Linked DNA regions of Mus musculus: region 2 is linked to region 1. The links are chromatin loops, found by intact Hi-C in ENCODE. Cell type or tissue: left cerebral cortex. All regions are shown on one strand. Links, peaks and the distances in the headings refer to the core of each region. The heading gives the core; the rest is flanking DNA.

Region 1 (8,334 bases), core at 187-8,186:
TCATTAGGGTTTTTCTTTCTTTTTCTGTCTGTGAGAAGTTTAAAATATTTAGTTTGCAGATGTTTGACATTAGTGGGATCTGCAACCTGACACTTTGAGAAAAATCACATTCCTCTATTTTTAAAAGTCCTTTAGTAAAATATAGTTTTGGGGACAAATTCCAGTTCACTCACAATATCCAAGAGCATGGTACCATTCTGGCTGCCTTTGTCAGGATGCATCTTTGTGGGGGTGATTCCACCCTCTTCCTTCTAACACCTGCTTTTCTCAGTTTCCTGCTGTGTTTGAAGTAGCAGCCAACCAGTTAGGCCATTGTGGCTACAGGTGTTGTGGGCAGCACCAGAGATGATAGTCGGCTTCTGCCTATGAAACCCGACCACACGTGTGCAGAAGCTTGTGACTCTGTGACGAGTCTATGTACCTAGCGTTACTCATGTGCATCTCAAAATACCTCCTCTCAGCTGTTTTATTTGATCTTTTCAACGTCCTTTGATGCTGTAAAGAAGTCATCATTCTCTCCATTTTAGAGAGAAGAAGAAACGAGGCCAAGGACTTACTGTCACACCTGTAGGGAAGGCTGTCTTTGATTTCAAATATTTCATCTATCTGGCAGTAGAAAAGCTTAATGTGTGCTTACAGCAGACAGAATAAGAAGGGGGCAATGACTAGTGGAAGTTGTGGCTGCGATTCAGATATACGTGTGTGCAGTGTGCAGCATGCACGAGGCATTGGCGTAAGCCTTTGCTGTCTTCTGGTATCATACTGAAAATTCACAGGAAACAGAGTTGATGCACAGTTCATATCAGCTGGCTTTAAAATACAAAGGGAACAACCACTCTTGCTACTGTTCTTAGGGTCATTAAAGTCTACTAGCCAGTGCACCCTGTGCTATTATTGGTATGAAAATGACGTCTACTGGGGAACTTTCAAAAACCAGGGGTTGAAGTCTGACGTATAGATTAGAAGTTTTAGAGGCTGGTCTGTTTTTGAATTGTTAAAGATGGTTTCTCGGAGTCTTGTTTTGCATCTGTATGTATTTGTGAGTGTGTAACTGTGTATATGTATAGGCGTATGTGTGTGTGCATAAGTGTGTATTTGAATGTGTGAGTGTATAAATGTGTAGGTATAAGCGTGTGTTTGTGTGTGGGTGTGTGCATGCAGATGCATGTAGAAGCCAGAGGTTGATGTCAGCTGTCATTCTTGATCCTCTCCACCTTGCTGAAGCCTCCTGAGTCATCCAGGCTGGCTAGCCAGCTTGTTCTGGGCGTCCCTCTTCTTTGCTTTCCCTGCCGGTCCCCTGGTGTTACAAGGTAGTTCTCACATCCATCTGGCTTACCCCAGTTCTTACACTTGTGTAGCAAGGGCTTTACCTGCTGGGCTTCTCCCAAGCCTCTAGTGTCTTTTTCTTTGCACGGTAATCATGTAAATACTGTATGCTCTTTGTAAAACATGCAAAACACATGGAAAGGTGCAGAGTAAAATTACCTTACTAACCAGAGTGCTTAGGTAATGACTGTTAGTATTAAAAGAAGGTTTTCAGATATTTGATTTTACATTCATAATCCTATTTTGCTTGACACTGCATCTTAGTCAGAGTTAAAATATTAGCTTAATATACAAACATTTTGCATTTCCCTTAACCATTTCTTCTCCAGACCATTTAAATTGCTCCCAGTATGTCACTATTATCAGGGAACTTTGAATTAACATGTGGTAGGCATTGTCAGTTTCTTTCCAGTGTTGCTCATCTCCTTTCTTGGTAACAGAGCCCTAAATGGTGGGAACATTTCTGACTAAAAGAACGGCAAATTCTTGGTCCCTTTTTGTGCAGCTGAAGTTCTGTGGCTTACAAACCAGTGTGATGCAGCCAGCACTGACTGGGTAGGAATTTGAGAACGATTTCTCAGAACAAAACAACACAAGAAAACCCCAAACCGACAAACGTAAGTTAACCAGTAGGAGCTGGTCTTCAGTTTCCTCCATGACTAAAATGAGTGACGGAGGAGGGCAGGATCCCAGAGGCTGCTTGATTCCTAGACTGGATAAGAACAGCAGTGGCCTAGGTCTCTGAACTGCCCTTCTTTTATGTAGGAAAAAAATTCCATTTGGCTTAGGAGACTGTTTTGTATTTGTTTTAAAATGGTATTACCAGGAACATTAGATGTTACTGATAGACACTGTTGAAACAGACTCCACTAGAAGATCAGTGGGGTCAGCTGTGTGAAGGGAGCTTGCTGTCAGTTTTGTTGGGGGAGATGAGGCCTAGCGAAGACCCTAGCTGCTTTACTAGAAGCCTGGCTGCCTTGATCACAGAGAGGAAAATGCCTGGGTAACCTCTTGCTTTCTTTTTGCCTTTTCAAGGCTGACCATGTCTCCAGTGGACTACAACTTCAGGAAGCTTTTTTTTTTTAAAGTTTAACTTTATAATTTTTAAAGTGGTGTTTGTGTATGTATGTATGTGTGTGTGCATGTCCTCAGGTGACCATGGAAGCCGGAGACATTGGGTCCCACTAAAACGGCAGTGGAAGGTGGCTGTGAGCTGATGTGGGTGCTGGGAACTGAGTTTGGCTCTTCTGGCAGACCAGTGCGTGCTCCATTTCTCCAGCCTGATTCTTTTTTACTTTTGAGCTTCGTGTTTATGTTTGTTTCTTTTCCAGATTGAAGACTGTAGTGTGTTGAATGAGAATGTTGCTCAGAGGCATTCGAACCTCTGGCCCCCAGCTGGTGGCAGTGTTAGGGGGAGGTTGAGGAGGTCTGGCCTTTGGTGGAGGAGGCCTGTCACTGCTGATGGGACTTTGAGAGCTAAGGCCATACTCACACGTTGTTCTCTCTGCTCTGTGCCTGTGCTCCATGACGTAAGCTTTCAGCACCCTGCTCCAGCCGCTGTGCCTGCTGCTTGCTCCCATGTGTCTGTGCCATGATGGATAGTTACCCCTCTGGAACCACAAACTCAGATAAACCTGCCCTTCTATAAGATCAAGGTGTTTTAGCACAGCAACAGAAAAGGAAATAACTCAAGGATAGGAGGTAGGGCTTCCCTGAGGCTAAGCAAGCCCCTTACTCATCCTAAAGAGCCAAGGTCTGATAGTTATAGGTTAGCATGTGAGAGACTGGACATGGAGAGCTGGAAGAGAATATGGAGCCAGGCAGTGGTGGCACATGCCTTTAATCCTAGCACTTGGGAGGCAGAGGCAGGAGGATTTTTGAGTTCAAGGCCAGTCTGGTCTACAGAGTGAGTTCCAGGACAGCCAGGGCTATGCAGAGAAACCCAGAAAAAAAAAAGAAAAGAAAGAGAATACAGAAAATTTAAAATATATTCCTCACTTGAGTGATGGGTGACTTAAGAGGTATTAACAGTGGTTGCAGCATGAGCAAGAAACATGGAAGTATAATATGGGCTAGTTATATTTTCCTTTTACTTTTATTTTCTGTGTTATTTTTATTTTTGGTAGCTGGATCTTTAGTCTACAGGTATGTCTGTGTGAGTCATGCGAACTCTTGGTGCCCACAGAGGCCAGAAGAGGGTGTCAGATCACTTGGGGCTGTGAGCTGCCTTATAGGTGCTGGGAAGCAAACCCTGGTTCTTTGAAAGAGCAGCCAGTGTTTCTTGCACTGAGTTATCCCTCTAGCCCCTTGGTACAGTTTTTAGAAATTGAGGAGTTCCTATATTTTAAAAGCATGGGCTTATCAATGAAGTCCAGAACACTGGCTTACACAAAGAGGCTCGAGGCATTTGTATTGCTAAAGACAAGCACGTGATCTGCTTATTAAATGCATTTAAGCTTTCAACTGCAGGCATAAATACAATAAACATATTGGCTACATGTCCCAACACTACAAGTGGATGAAGTCCAGTTCTGTGATCCAACCTGCCGAGCTAATCCTTTCCGACACCTAGTCTCATTGCCTAGAGAATGCTGCAGTCAATCTTATCTTAATTAATTGAGACAGTGTCTTGCTGTGCAGTGCTGACTGGCTTGGGGTTTGCTCGGTAGACGAGGCTGGCCTCCAACTCTCTGTGATCCTCCCCACCTTTGTTCCTCAAGTACTGGCATCAGGCATGTGCTGAGAATCTGATCTAAAAACTGGTGTAAGCATTCAACAAACACATTCACAGTAGGGGAAAAGAGAAAAGAGAAGTATATCTTATATAAAGGTATTTTAAAATCAAAATATGTATAGTTTCATGTAAAAATCCAGGCTGTGCTTGGAAGTACATGAGCTACTTTTGAGGACAGAATTGTATTCAGGTTTCTTGAAATAAGAGTTACTGTTGAGAACAAACATAAATTCCTGGGCTTTGTAACTGGTGGCCACCCATGTCCATAAGAGGGCCTTCAGGAAGGATGGGGAAGCGCGTCATTAAAGTCATGTGCTGCCCTCTAGTGGATAGATAGACATTGCAGTGCACAGAGAAAAGAAGGCTATAGGTTCTGTGGGTTTTTTTGTTTTTGTTTTTTTTTAATTTTTAAAAAAGCTTTTAAACAAAAATTTATGGCCTATGATGTGTCAGAGTCCAGAGTGATGGTCACACAAAAGATGCATTTAAAATTAAATATGCTCCTGGAATATGATATATAGAGAAAGATACAATATACAGAGACTTGCTTAACTGGGGACTAAGACTATCTATGGATTTTTTTTCCCCTTCTGATTATGTTTAAAACCTAAAGCATGCCAGCTCATTTCCTAGCAGTAAATGGTGCGTCTTTGTGGAAGTCATGCAGTTTCATGATATCTTATCCCAATTGGCCTATCTTTTTAGAAGGCTATAGTGGAAACAGAAGTTGAAAACCTTCACAAATTAAAGAAATGAGAAAACAGTAGAAGGTATCGTCTTGTGGGAAGCTTTTTTTTTTTCCCCAAGAGTAAGGGTGTTTTTCGAAGGACACAGAATATACCTACCTCCCATGAACAGTCAAGCCCTGGACTGACAGATGTAAAACCTAGCACAGGAGACTGGCAGAACAATCATAGGTGTGGGTAAAAGCGCAGGGCCAGCTCTTGACGTGGTGGGCTACTGTTCATCTGAGAGGAACGGAACTGATGGTCAAGGCCAGACGATAGACATCTCCTGCAGGGCCTGAAGGAGGCATGGTTTCAAAGCCACACTGCAATCAGGAGAGGTGATGCTGGATGTGTTTGAGGCCTGGCTATGTCACATGACTGTGACGTCATTAACGAGGGGTGTGGCCAGCCCTGCCATATTTCCAGTGCAGAGGAAACCCTTACTCTCCTCCTTGTTCTTCCTTCCTTCTTCTCCCTTCCTTTCGTTTTTGGAATAGATGCAAATGGACTTTTTCAATAAGAAAGCTAAAATAAAGCTTGCTTTGTACCAAACACTTGAATAAACACTTTTCCTAGGTTGTAAATTCATCTTACAAGTCACTCCGGACTTACTATATAATGGACTTGTAAGCAGAATTTATTTTAGAGCAAAAAAGACTTAATTACTTAAGAATTCACATAATGCAATAATAACTGCTCACTCACTGATCAAAATAGTCCATGAAGGACAGTTTTGTGCGCAGGTGCTGTTCTGTCTTTGAGATGTCATACTAGGAGATATGAAAGGAATTAAGCTGTCTGCCTCTACAGAACTTAATGTTTTATTTTTATTTTATTTATTTATATATTATTAATGTCCAGATGATGTGTGCACTAAACAGCTGGATCTATTTTTATTCTCACTGCCCTCAGCAATGTTTGCTATTCTGTCTGCCAGCATTTTGCTATCAGCACGGGTGTAGAAGACACCTTGCTCTAAGTTACGCATCTCTGGTTTTCCAGTGTGCTTGTGTAGCTCTTCTTACTCTGCTTGGCCTTTAGACTCCCCTTGTGGGCACTGCCATCTCCTCTGACTCTATTTAAAACTGGCTTCCCCTTTTATTGTTAACATGCAACGCTATACCTGTGGATAGATATTCTAGCAGTTCTCTAACTATATTATTATATACGTTGTGAAAATACTTCATTTTGTTGATGTTCTACTTACCAAAAAAGTTTTAGTTTTCTTTTGTGGTTTATGTTTTCGTGTTGGGATTCGTAGTGTGTAATTACGACCCCAACGCTTGGGAGGCTGAGGTGGAGGCGTATGGATTCAAGATTCAAGGAGAGGATGGGGCGGTGGCAGCAGTGCTGGTGGTCTGTAGTGCGTGGGGGCGGGGCTTCCTTACTCGCAGTCCAGACAGGCTCTCCTATGCTTTTTTCTACCTGCTTTACGCTTTCCAGCTTCCCATTCTCTGCCTTCCTTCTGGACTATGCCTGTGTAAATGGTACCAGGTACCAGACCTGCTTCCTCTCTAAAACCATCTGTCAGACACAAGAACTAAAAGCCCTCAAAAATCCAAGGCTATAGTGGCTCTTTTCTCAGAGCTAAGGGGGCAGTTGTGAGGATTACTGAAAATTCCAGGCCAGTCTGATCAACATATTGAGTTACAAGCTAGCTTGTCTTAAACAAACAAACAAACAACAAACAACAAACAAAAACAAAAACCCCCATCATTTCCCCATTTATGGAAATAACTTTAGGTAAAATAGAATTTCCTCTATTCAATATATATATTTTGTCTGAGAAGCACATCGAGGCTGTCACATTTTCCTGTGGTTTCACTTGGAAAGTGACATTTTATCTTCTCCAAGTCTCTCTCTCACTCTCTCTGTCTCTCTGTCTCTGTCTCTCTGTCTCTCTCTCTTTCTGGGACTACGCTGCATTTCAGCTCGATGCAAACTTCAGTATAACACATGCTATCCCTTTGGTATTCTGTCTCCTAGCCTTTCCCATCAGGGATCCAAAGAAAGGATAGCCCAACCTAATTTCTGATGCACAGGCTCATGGCTTGGAATCCTGGAATAAATTAGTCCATGTCAATTTACTTGGCCCTGCTTGTTTACCTGAGCAGGTTTGCAGGTTTGCACAAAGTTCACGAGGGTTGCATTTTCCATCATTCACTGAAATACCCAGTGGACTGTGAAGGAGTTCCCAAGTAGCTCTCAGTTTGCTGGAACAGCAGTGATCTCTACGCTAGACCCCTCTGGTATTCTGCACGCCTAATACATGACACAGTAGCTGACGGGTACTAGAGGCTCCCTGGATCTTGAGTAAATAACACAGGGAAGTCAACATAGTGTGGCTGACCTGCTGTGCTGGGTGCCTTCAATACAGTTCTGTGGGGAATGGTGGGGTCCACACATGGTTTTTGTTCTGTGGCATCGTGAGAACTTTGCTTTGAGGCAAAAGAAAGACCGTTTAGTCTTTGTTCTTTGCCCAAACCCACAGTAGAGCTGCTAGCTTTGGAGCTAATATGTCCAGATAGCTTGCCGCATTAGCTGGAGAAAGTGACTCAACCTTGTGCCTTCTGTTTCCATTTTAAGGACCAGTGATGACAGCATCTGTGCAAATGCTGTTCAATGTCTACCTGAGGGTGAGGTTCCAGCAAGTAAACCATCAGCATGAATGCCTGCCTGGACTCATGCGTGAAAAACACAAGATCTCAGTGAACAAGGGAGCCATGTGCAAATTACACACGGATTTGCCACTTTCTGTGCAATGAAAATATGCAGGTAATAAAAGACTTCTTTCTATTTGCTATCTTGGTGGTTTTAACATCTCAACCTGCTTGAGCTGCTGTTTCTTTATTTGGAAATGGGGATGATGCCTGCACCTGTTTAGTAGAGAAGATGTTGACCAACATTTCTGGAAGAGGTCCAAGAGTGGGACTTTGGGGTTTGCCTGCCCTATGCTTTCTGTTGCTGCTGTGGGTAGACGCTGCTGCTGCTGCGATCGCAAAGCCGCTGGAGACACTGCATTGAGCAGGCAGGCCATGCTCTACAATCCATAATTTATGGACAGTGAAATTTGGATTTCTATCAATATTTGCATGCCACAAAACTGTACTCTTTTAAATTTTGTTTTCAGCTATGAAATAACCGCTCCTAGCTGGGAAACCATAGCCATCCGTGTTCCAGACTAGACTTGGTGCTTGGTCATGGCTTGCCAGACCCTGTTATTGGAAACTTCCTGGAAGCAGAGCTGAGACTGATGCTAAAACCTCAGCGAATGTTACCACCTCTCTTCTAATAAATTGTTTAGGTGAAAAGTCAAGTTCAGATTTCCCAGTGGGGTAGATAAAAACAGAGAGTGGAAAGTCATGTACCCAGATGTGTGTCTTAGGATAAGGGGGCCTAGCTTAAGAGGTTTTATTTTGCTGCTGGGTACAGTGGGGTCCTTCTTGATCCAAGCTACACAAAATAACTAACGACTTTATGACCAGCCTGAGCAGCAAAAATACAGCCTTAAAGAGATGCTTCCTTTTTCTTTCAGAAAACATTAAA
Region 2 (8,334 bases), core at 299-8,298, 130 kb before region 1:
AAGTTATACAGAAAATCCCAAGCAGCGGTTAAGTCATATCGGAAATTGATTAGTTTCACCATTACCTTAAACTCACTTCTTTTATTTCTCCCACCTAGGTTATTAATAAGTGTGTTGGCTCTTAGTCCCACCAAATTAAGTATTTTAAAACTCAGACATCACTGGAGTTCCTATTGTGGATAGTTTTGAGGAACAAATAATAAACAATGAAAATGAAACTCATCACCACTATAGACAACTGTTTACAGTTTTAATTCACTGCTATTAAAGAGGGGAAACTAACCCTGAAGAGAAACAACTCCATCCAATTCCTTAAAAACACACAAAACAAAATCCAAGTAAATTCAAATAATGCTAAGCAAAGAATATGGGTTTTGTGTGTGTGTGCGCGTGAGTGAAAGCTGGATGGATGTGATATATGTAAATTATTATTGTTGAAAATATGTACTGTAAACCAATACATTAAGGAAGTCCATTTAAATATTTTGTTAGCGATGTGAAGTTCAGGTGAAAAAGATCTTAAATTGTACTGTGGCTTTTTTTTTCTTTTAGCATCCATCTATGTTTACATACTCTGAAATTTAAATGACAAAATTCTTTGTTCCCAAAGGTCCCTGCACCACACTCCTTAAAAAGCCCTAAGGATCAACTATTTCTTCCCCTTATTTTTTCCTCCTCGCTGACTTTGTAAAACTGTGACTTCTTTGTACTTTCCTCCCTTTAGTGTAACTATGAGAGCCTGCTTCAATAACCTTACAGTATGTAATCTTAAGGGATAATAAGCTGAGAAATATTACGAAAGAACTACGAAGGGGAACATGTACTAACTCTTCTGTGTACAACAAATTCATTTAATGTTACCAAAATTGAAGAACCACTAAATGTATTCTTCCTATATGAGTTCACGAAGATGACAAAGATCCGTATAAAAATGAACTGCTACCAACTCCAATCATATTTAATGCCAGTTATAGTTCACAAATCAAGTACTTTTCTTGGAAAAATAGGGTCAGGCGCATTCTCGGAAGAGGGGAGAGCAGAATACTTAAGATGTGGTCCGAAGCCTCACTTCTTTAGTGAGTGTCAAGTCCCCTACATTTAAAAATAAATGGACACTGCCCCAGCTCCTCTTACTCAAAAGCACAACAGTTCAGAATGCAAATGTTTGCTGCATACATCATAAACAATAACCCCATGAAAAGTCTATACGGAGGTAAAACATTGTTAACCAATCATCTCGCCACCATTTTTTTTCCAGGATTACTGTTAAAAAAAAAAAACCCTCAATTATTAAAAAACTGAGACAAGGAAAATTATAAATTTACTTTTCTCTTCACCTATTTTAGGATATTTTTGTTGACATGTAAAATTCCTTTACTCCTCTAAGTTTATGAGACCCTTGGGTTGTATCCTACACAGTCAAAGCAAAGGGCAACCTATAGGCAATTTAAGAATATAAAATATATACCAGGTCATTAAACAATGCAATGAAAATGAAAGTCAAGTTCCTAAGATTGACCCATCCACCTGTTCCTGCAAGCCCCAAGTCTTCCCTCTCCACATGATGGGATACCTAAGAAGAGCAGCTTACACTAGAGAACAAGATAGTGGCCAAGGTGGGCACACTTCTCCCATTCTCACATGAATGCAGCCACTTTTCATTTCTATAACAAAACACTGCATGCTGGCACTCAGTTTTTTTGGTGACGTTTCTTTAGGTTTCCGTGTTTTCGTATCAATAACGTGCCACGGAGTGTGACTGTCCAACCACATAGACCTGAGGCCACAGCACAGCAGTGTAGCAAATACTACATATATCCTGTAGATTTTCAGCAAACGGGAGCCCAGGGAAGGTTAGCTGATAAGATGCCTGAAAAGCCATCTATACACTCTACTTCCTCTTGTAGCACAGGAGCCCAGGGAAGAAAGGCTGGTGGATCACACCCAGGCATATCTATGTCAAGTAAAAGTAATGCGACCACTACTCATGTCTTGCAATTCTTTGACTATGAATAGGAAAAAAACCACCTGAAAACACAACTAATGCGTTTTAGCGCTAAGTAATATCAAGTCTTCTCAATACTGGCAGCAAACAGTCCAGCTTCCAGGAAAGCTCCTCTTCTTTTAGTAGCAAATAAATAAATAACATTTAAAATTTCAGAACATCAACCTAAAGGTCACTGTATAACAGAAGAACAAGTTAACACTCCAGGAAGCTTGACTGGTACAGGAAAGGCACATCTTATGTTTCTGTAGCCCAAGGCTTACAGATATTATGTATAAACAAAAGTAGTCACTCTCTACTTCTCTGCTTCATTTAGCAAATGAAGGAGTTGAAAACTGAGAGCTAAGTGGTAAATAAAATCAAATACTTCCTCAATCTATTTTTGGGTGCTCTCGACAGAAAAACATGAAGATGTTTAGCAATCTTACTGCTTTATTAATCAAGTGTTTACAAGATTTGCCTCAAGAGAGATCCCATTAAGTCCAAATATAACAATATGAACTCAGGGGGAACAAACAGTAACGAAATTCACCGACTAAAAATTAAACAAACCACAGGACCGATGGCTTAAAACCAGACAAAATATTAAAATTTCCTACAGCACATTCTAAGATCTAATTACACCTAAAGCAACTTGCTTGCCTACCCATCTGAGAACACTAACCAAAGGAACTTGTTTACTAGGAAATGAAGCTAAGGCTGGGGGGGAGGGGGGGATGTGGCTCGTAGTAGAGCGCTTGCTTATCTGCCTTGACAAGAACCTTGGGTTCTATCCTACAGCAGAGGGACAAGAGAAACAAGAAAAGTTTTCTCTAAGAAGAGCAAAATAAAAGGTAAATAATTACAGGCACCTTTGATTTGTAAGTTTTTAGCCTAGTTGGTTCAGGAGCTATAGCGTGGAAAAGAAACTTGGAGGTTCGGCCAGGGGGAAGAGTCCCAAGCTGGATAGGGCCTACTGGGTTAATTTCTCCTGCTCACCTCTCCACTATCAGGAAAACTACTAAACTAACCCAAGGTGTGTCAGCCTGCTCGCCCCCTGCCTAGACGGCAGGTCAGCAGTCGCGGGCTGGCGGGGGTGACGCGGGCTGGCGGGGGTGACGCGGGCTGGCGGGAGCAGCGACTTCTGGGCTCGCGAGGGAAGAAAGTTCGCGGGAGCAGGCAGAGAGGAGTCCGCGGGCCGCGCCGGCCGGCGAAGTTGCGCCCTGGGCGGCTTCCGGACGGGCGCCCTCGCCCGCTCCTCCCGCAGCGGCCGCCTCCCAACTGCCTCAAGTCCGACGGCGCCTCCGCGCCCAACTTAGTTTCGGGAAGCCCAGCCGAGCGGCCGGGCCGGACAACAGGTGGGCAGCGGCGCCGCAGGCCCGGCCCCGGCAGGCCCGCGCCTCCCGCCCGCAGCCCTCCACCGAGGCCCCGCCGGGGAGGGGCGCTCGTTCTTACCTCCGCCATGTTGGCCGCGCCACCGGGTCACATCGCCGCGGCGGGTCGCGGCCAGAACCCGGATGTGCGCCTGGGCCGCGGGGCTCCCGCTGCCTTCTCCGCCGCCGCTTCGGCGGGAACGCGCAGGAGCCGCCCGAGCGCGCCACCACACCCCGCTCCGCCCCCTCGCGGCGCCCCGCTCGGCGGGACGGGAGGGGAGAGGCCAGCGGGCGCGCGCGGAGCAGGGAGCGCGCGATCCCGCGGCCGCCGTCCCGGGGGAGCGCGCGAGGGGCGGGCCCGGGCGAGCCCGGGGCAGTCCGCGCGCGAGGTCCGGAGAGGTCCCCTCAGGGTACTCACTTTGCAGGAGAAAAAAACCTCCTATTCTACCGGTCGGTCACTTCTGAAGTGCTTTTGCTGGGAAAGAGATGTTGCCTGGGCGCGACAGCAACACGAAACGCTCTGACAAATACTTCCCCTGGTGATTCCTAGCAAGAAAACTCCAACTCCCCCAAATTGGCCCAGCGCAAAGATGAAGAGTAGAGAACATTACATTTTCCTCACTTTTTGTGATGCCAGGAGCAACACAGCTCTGCCACGGATGAATTTTTGCACAAATATACAAAAGTTTCAAATGTAAAGTAATGCTCTTCTATGGATATGCCTACTTGACTGCACGGAGACAGAACGTACATATTTGCAATGCCTAAAATACTTGCAAGTAGAAAGTTTGTTTTAATGCACTGCTAACTGGCCTTGAGGTCCATACTGATAATGGCCAGGGCCAATGATTTATCTGGTTCCCTAAAGTAGATAATTTAGGCAGATATTAAAATGGGCAGTAAGTTTAAAAGCTTTTTTTTTGTTGTTGTTAAAGGCCAGCGTTTTTTCCGACATGATTAAGTTTTTCAAAAATGACTACCAAAAATCAATCAGTTAAATGATACTCATTACCTCTGAGGAATATACCATGGTTAAAAAAATCATTGCACAAATGTGTACATACAACTTTCTTAAACATCATACTTATAATGCACTTGGGAGAATGCTGATTTCTGAAATGATTTCTATTTCCTTAAAATTCTAGATTCCATCAAGCCTTTTCCCATTTCTTAACACTGGACATGAACTTGAAAGTCTTAAGCCCAATAACAATTTGTGCATGAATAAACTGCATGTATAGGTATACGAAGTAGCTGCTAAGTGAAAGGACATTACCTTGTAATTTGACAGGAAAAGAATCCAGAGACAGTCTGTAAACCAATTAAACATAAACATCTGATGCACATTTTCTACTGAAAGAAAAGCAAGGGAAAGAAGAGAAAGGAAAACTTTTAAGGTTCCCAAATCTACAAACAATTCTTACCATTTACTGCACTTGTTATAGTATTTTCACTTTATTTTAAAGATTATATAAGCTTCCTCCCCCCACAAATTCTTGGAGGGAAATAAATATTTTAGCACTGATACAGTTATATTAAGTTAAGGGACTACCTTGGACTTTTTAAAATGTCAGCTCTTATCCAAATAGTTCTCACTGGATGAAAAAACAAAAAAACAAACAAACAAAAAAAACCCTGAAGACAAAAACTAATGGATGTATGTGGGCACAGGTTAAAAATAATAAAGGGTTCAGGGGGCAGTTTGCACTAAAATATGCAAGGTAAATATATGTGGATTATTGCTGGCCACTGAAGGGAAAACTGGAGTATTGCTGAATTTTAGTATTATAGTTCAAGTTGCTTTAGTCTATTGAGTCTTTGATTCTTCAGTTAAAACATTAATAAAAATTTCAACTATGGTAAAGAGCAGACTCAAGATTCCTTAACTACTTACTGAGTGAGCCCTCAAAGTCAGAAAATCAGGCACTTATTGTTAAATGCCTTTAAACTGATTGATATTTCCAATCAATATTATTACCATCAAATGGCATTATCCTCTGTAGGGGAAAATTCCCTCTACATATTCCCTGTTAGAAAAATAAAGTGTTCTGGGGTGTTTCCTAGACATTCTAGCGATGAGGAGAAATAGCTTTAATCCTGTAGGTCACACGTAACACATTACTATTGAGCTCAGTATACTTGCATTTCATTCTCTCCACAGTCCCATTGTTCAGAGTCTAAGAAGCCACCTTCAGAAAAGCTATGTCCTTCTGGAAACCCTTCCTTACCCCCTTGGTATGTGTAGCAATTCACTAGCCCTATCTTGGTTAAGTAGGGCTTGCCATCCTCAGTCAGGTAAGATCTGTCAGGAAGTCCTGCTGCCAAGCTTTTCTGCCAGACTGTGTGTACAGGCTTCCAGAGACTCACTACACCTCTTGAAGAGGCTACCTACTCTTTTCACACACAGTCCAGATGCTTGGCTCATTCTCCCCTGCCTGCAAAGCTAGAAGTGACTTCTCCATCCATTTCACCCATCACTCCAGTTCTTCAGTACTCTGCCTAAGTCCACGAGGCATTCTCTTTGTATTCAGATGTAATCAGCCAAAATTTATTCTTGGGCTCACAAAAAAGAAAAGAAAACAAACAAAAAACATGTATCTGAAAGCAGGACATGGCAGAGTAAATGCGTAGGAAAAATTCACCAATAACCTGATCAAAATCATTAGAATTTATTAATGTGACATCCACTAATATCCAATGTAGTTGAGTCTGTTAGAGTTCTATATTAAAATGAGTTAAACTAAAAAATAAAATTGTAGCTAATTCCAACTTTTATGCAAGGTTTTTGGTTTCTAAAAACAAAGAAAAAAAGGGAATACTAGATTAGGCCTAATTAAACCTAAGAAGCCTCCTTATTTTGAGGAAAATTAATATTAATTTTTACCACGTTAAGCTACTCACAACTATTCTCTCCAGTAGTGTATTTTTTTTTCATGGCAATTACTGAATTCTCAATGCAAACATAAAATGAGGGCTTGGGGTAGAACTCAGTGGTAAAATACTTGCCTAGCATATGAGGCCCTGGGTTCAAGCTCCAATACTATAAAAAAGTTATTAAACAACTTACAGTAGCTATAAGGGACATATGTATGACAGTGCATGTATGTGTATGCATGCACGATGCACACACATGCATGCACTCACAAATACACACACACACACTCTCCCGAGATATCTAGTTGCTAACAAATATACTTAGGATCACAATTAGACTTCAATTAGTACTTCAACCAACAAAAACTACCTTGACAACTTACATTTGCCTAAGATATACAACCTTTTATTCAGCACCAACACCTGATTCAAAAACTAGTAATATGTCTGTGACTTCTAGGCATATCTGTTTATGCAACTCAAAGAGTAGCTCTCAAAGTACATCAAGAAATACATGTAACATTTTCAAGTCCACGAGTCCTCTTTGAAAACTATTTTCTGAACTCCTTCCTAAAACTTTTCTTAGGAAATACAGCCTACACTGTATGTGTGAAGACAAAGTACCTAGAATGGTGTTCTTCTTCAATGACCTCTGAACTTATCTTGACTTTAGTGGGCAGGACTACAGGATGCAAAGCACAGCAGCACATTACATATGGAGGCTCCACAACCAACAGAAATTATCTTTTCCTTTGTTCTTTTATTAATGCCATCCTAAAACACGTAGAGAAATTTGACCCTTCAAAGGATAGTTTGGGTTCCTTTCATAATCTTTTTCATATAATTTCATCCAGTGGCCTTATTTTATCATCTTATCAATATTTGCAAACTAGTTATAAATCTTAACGTTGCTGATGTCACTTTTATATCACCCAAAGTCTTGGAAGGGTTGGCCATTAGCACGCCTACAACACCAGCACAGACAATAATCATGTTTTTATTACATGAGGGAGCTTGCCTTTGCCCTCCCTTCATCTCCAGTCGTGCCCTTGCCTACCAGCATCACATCCGTCTTGTCTGCATTGAACCTCAACCAGTTGGTTCTTAACCACGTCCGAAACTCAGCCAGGCACTGGGAGAATCGAGCCACCACACCATCTGGATTAAAGGAAAGAAAGCCTCAGTAGCAAAGAGACAGAGACAGTTACCTCAAGCTCACTCAGTCTCACATTTTCAAAAGATGTCCCAGAACCAGGTCAACCGCCCCGTGGGAATTTCAGCAAAATGAAACAAAGATTGAGTCCTGCAATTTATAAGCAATGCTAAAGATTACAAAGAACCCAATAATTACATTTCTGTATTTCACCCATGATTTGAGAAAAGTCTAGTCAATTCCGGGTCATCTCCGTTAAGCGGTCTTAGAAACCTAGCTGGTCTTAAAATTGCCTAAGGTCTTCTGCAAAATTACAAAAATTGAGGTTTAATAGAAAAACTGAAGCCCTCCCCGGGAGTGGGGGAAGAGACTTGCCCAAGGTCACACAACATGCAAGGACCAGAGATGGGAACCAGGCCAGCAAGCATCTACATTACAAGCTAAAAGAATAAGGCCACTCGCGGGGGAGATAGGCACTGGGAGCGGCTGGTTCCCTGCAATGCTGTCTCTGAGTCTCTCGCCCCTCTAGCTCCCTCCGACAACGGCAGGTTGACCCAGGTTGCGCCTATCACCTCAAGGGATGCTCTGCTAAGAGAGCCAACCTCAACTGGCTGGACAGCTAGAGAAATCAGGGGCACAGAGGTGGAGCCACGGGGGAGTGGCCAGGAAGCCACACCCCTGCCGCGGAGCGAGGGCCGACCGAAAAGGGCGGGAGCTGGCCTGCCCGCCCCGCAAACTCACTCCGCAGCGTAATCCCGGCGCGCCGCGGAAGCGGCGAAGATTGGGCGCCGCCGCCGCCACCGCGAAGGCCGAAAGACCGGGGAGGGGCGGGGCGGAAACTACGCATGCGCGCCAGACGGCAGCGCCTCCAAGCCGCCAGCCCTCCCGGTACACTCGGGCAGCCCCGCCCCGGAAGTTAGGAGTCTTCCGGGCGGCGCTCTCCCGTGGGG

What was found. A loop is a pair of places that touch in the nucleus more often than their neighbours do. Peaks named below come from ENCODE experiments on the same cell type or tissue, not always from the same donor. Only the 100,000 strongest peaks of a DNase experiment are listed, where the experiment ranks them.
Region 2: it touches region 1 in a loop (2.5-fold over the local background); 4 of 42 quality-filtered maps call a loop at or near these places.

The regions. Positions count from the first base shown.
Region 1 is chr4:102,983,158-102,991,491 of GRCm38, reverse strand. It overlaps Tctex1d1 (Tctex1 domain containing 1), which reads right to left and starts at 5,113. Exons shown (of 5, transcript NM_001163767.1): 1 at 4,906-5,113; 2 at 2,819-2,936. The coding sequence starts at 2,919. It overlaps Gm12709 (predicted gene 12709), which reads left to right and starts at 1,737. Exons shown (of 4, transcript NR_040444.1): 1 at 1,737-1,943; 2 at 7,375-7,563. In left cerebral cortex, for the core only: a CTCF peak has its summit at 4,389 (motif pointing left); a DNase peak (open chromatin) is centred at 4,369.
Region 2 is chr4:103,114,615-103,122,948 of GRCm38, reverse strand. It overlaps Mier1 (MEIR1 treanscription regulator), which reads right to left and starts at 3,559. Exons shown (of 13, transcript NM_001039081.2): 1 at 3,440-3,559. The coding sequence starts at 3,448. In left cerebral cortex, for the core only: a CTCF peak has its summit at 3,449; DNase peaks (open chromatin) are centred at 3,538, 3,879, 7,461 and 8,230; H3K4me3 peaks cover 3,145 bases; H3K27ac peaks cover 1,941 bases.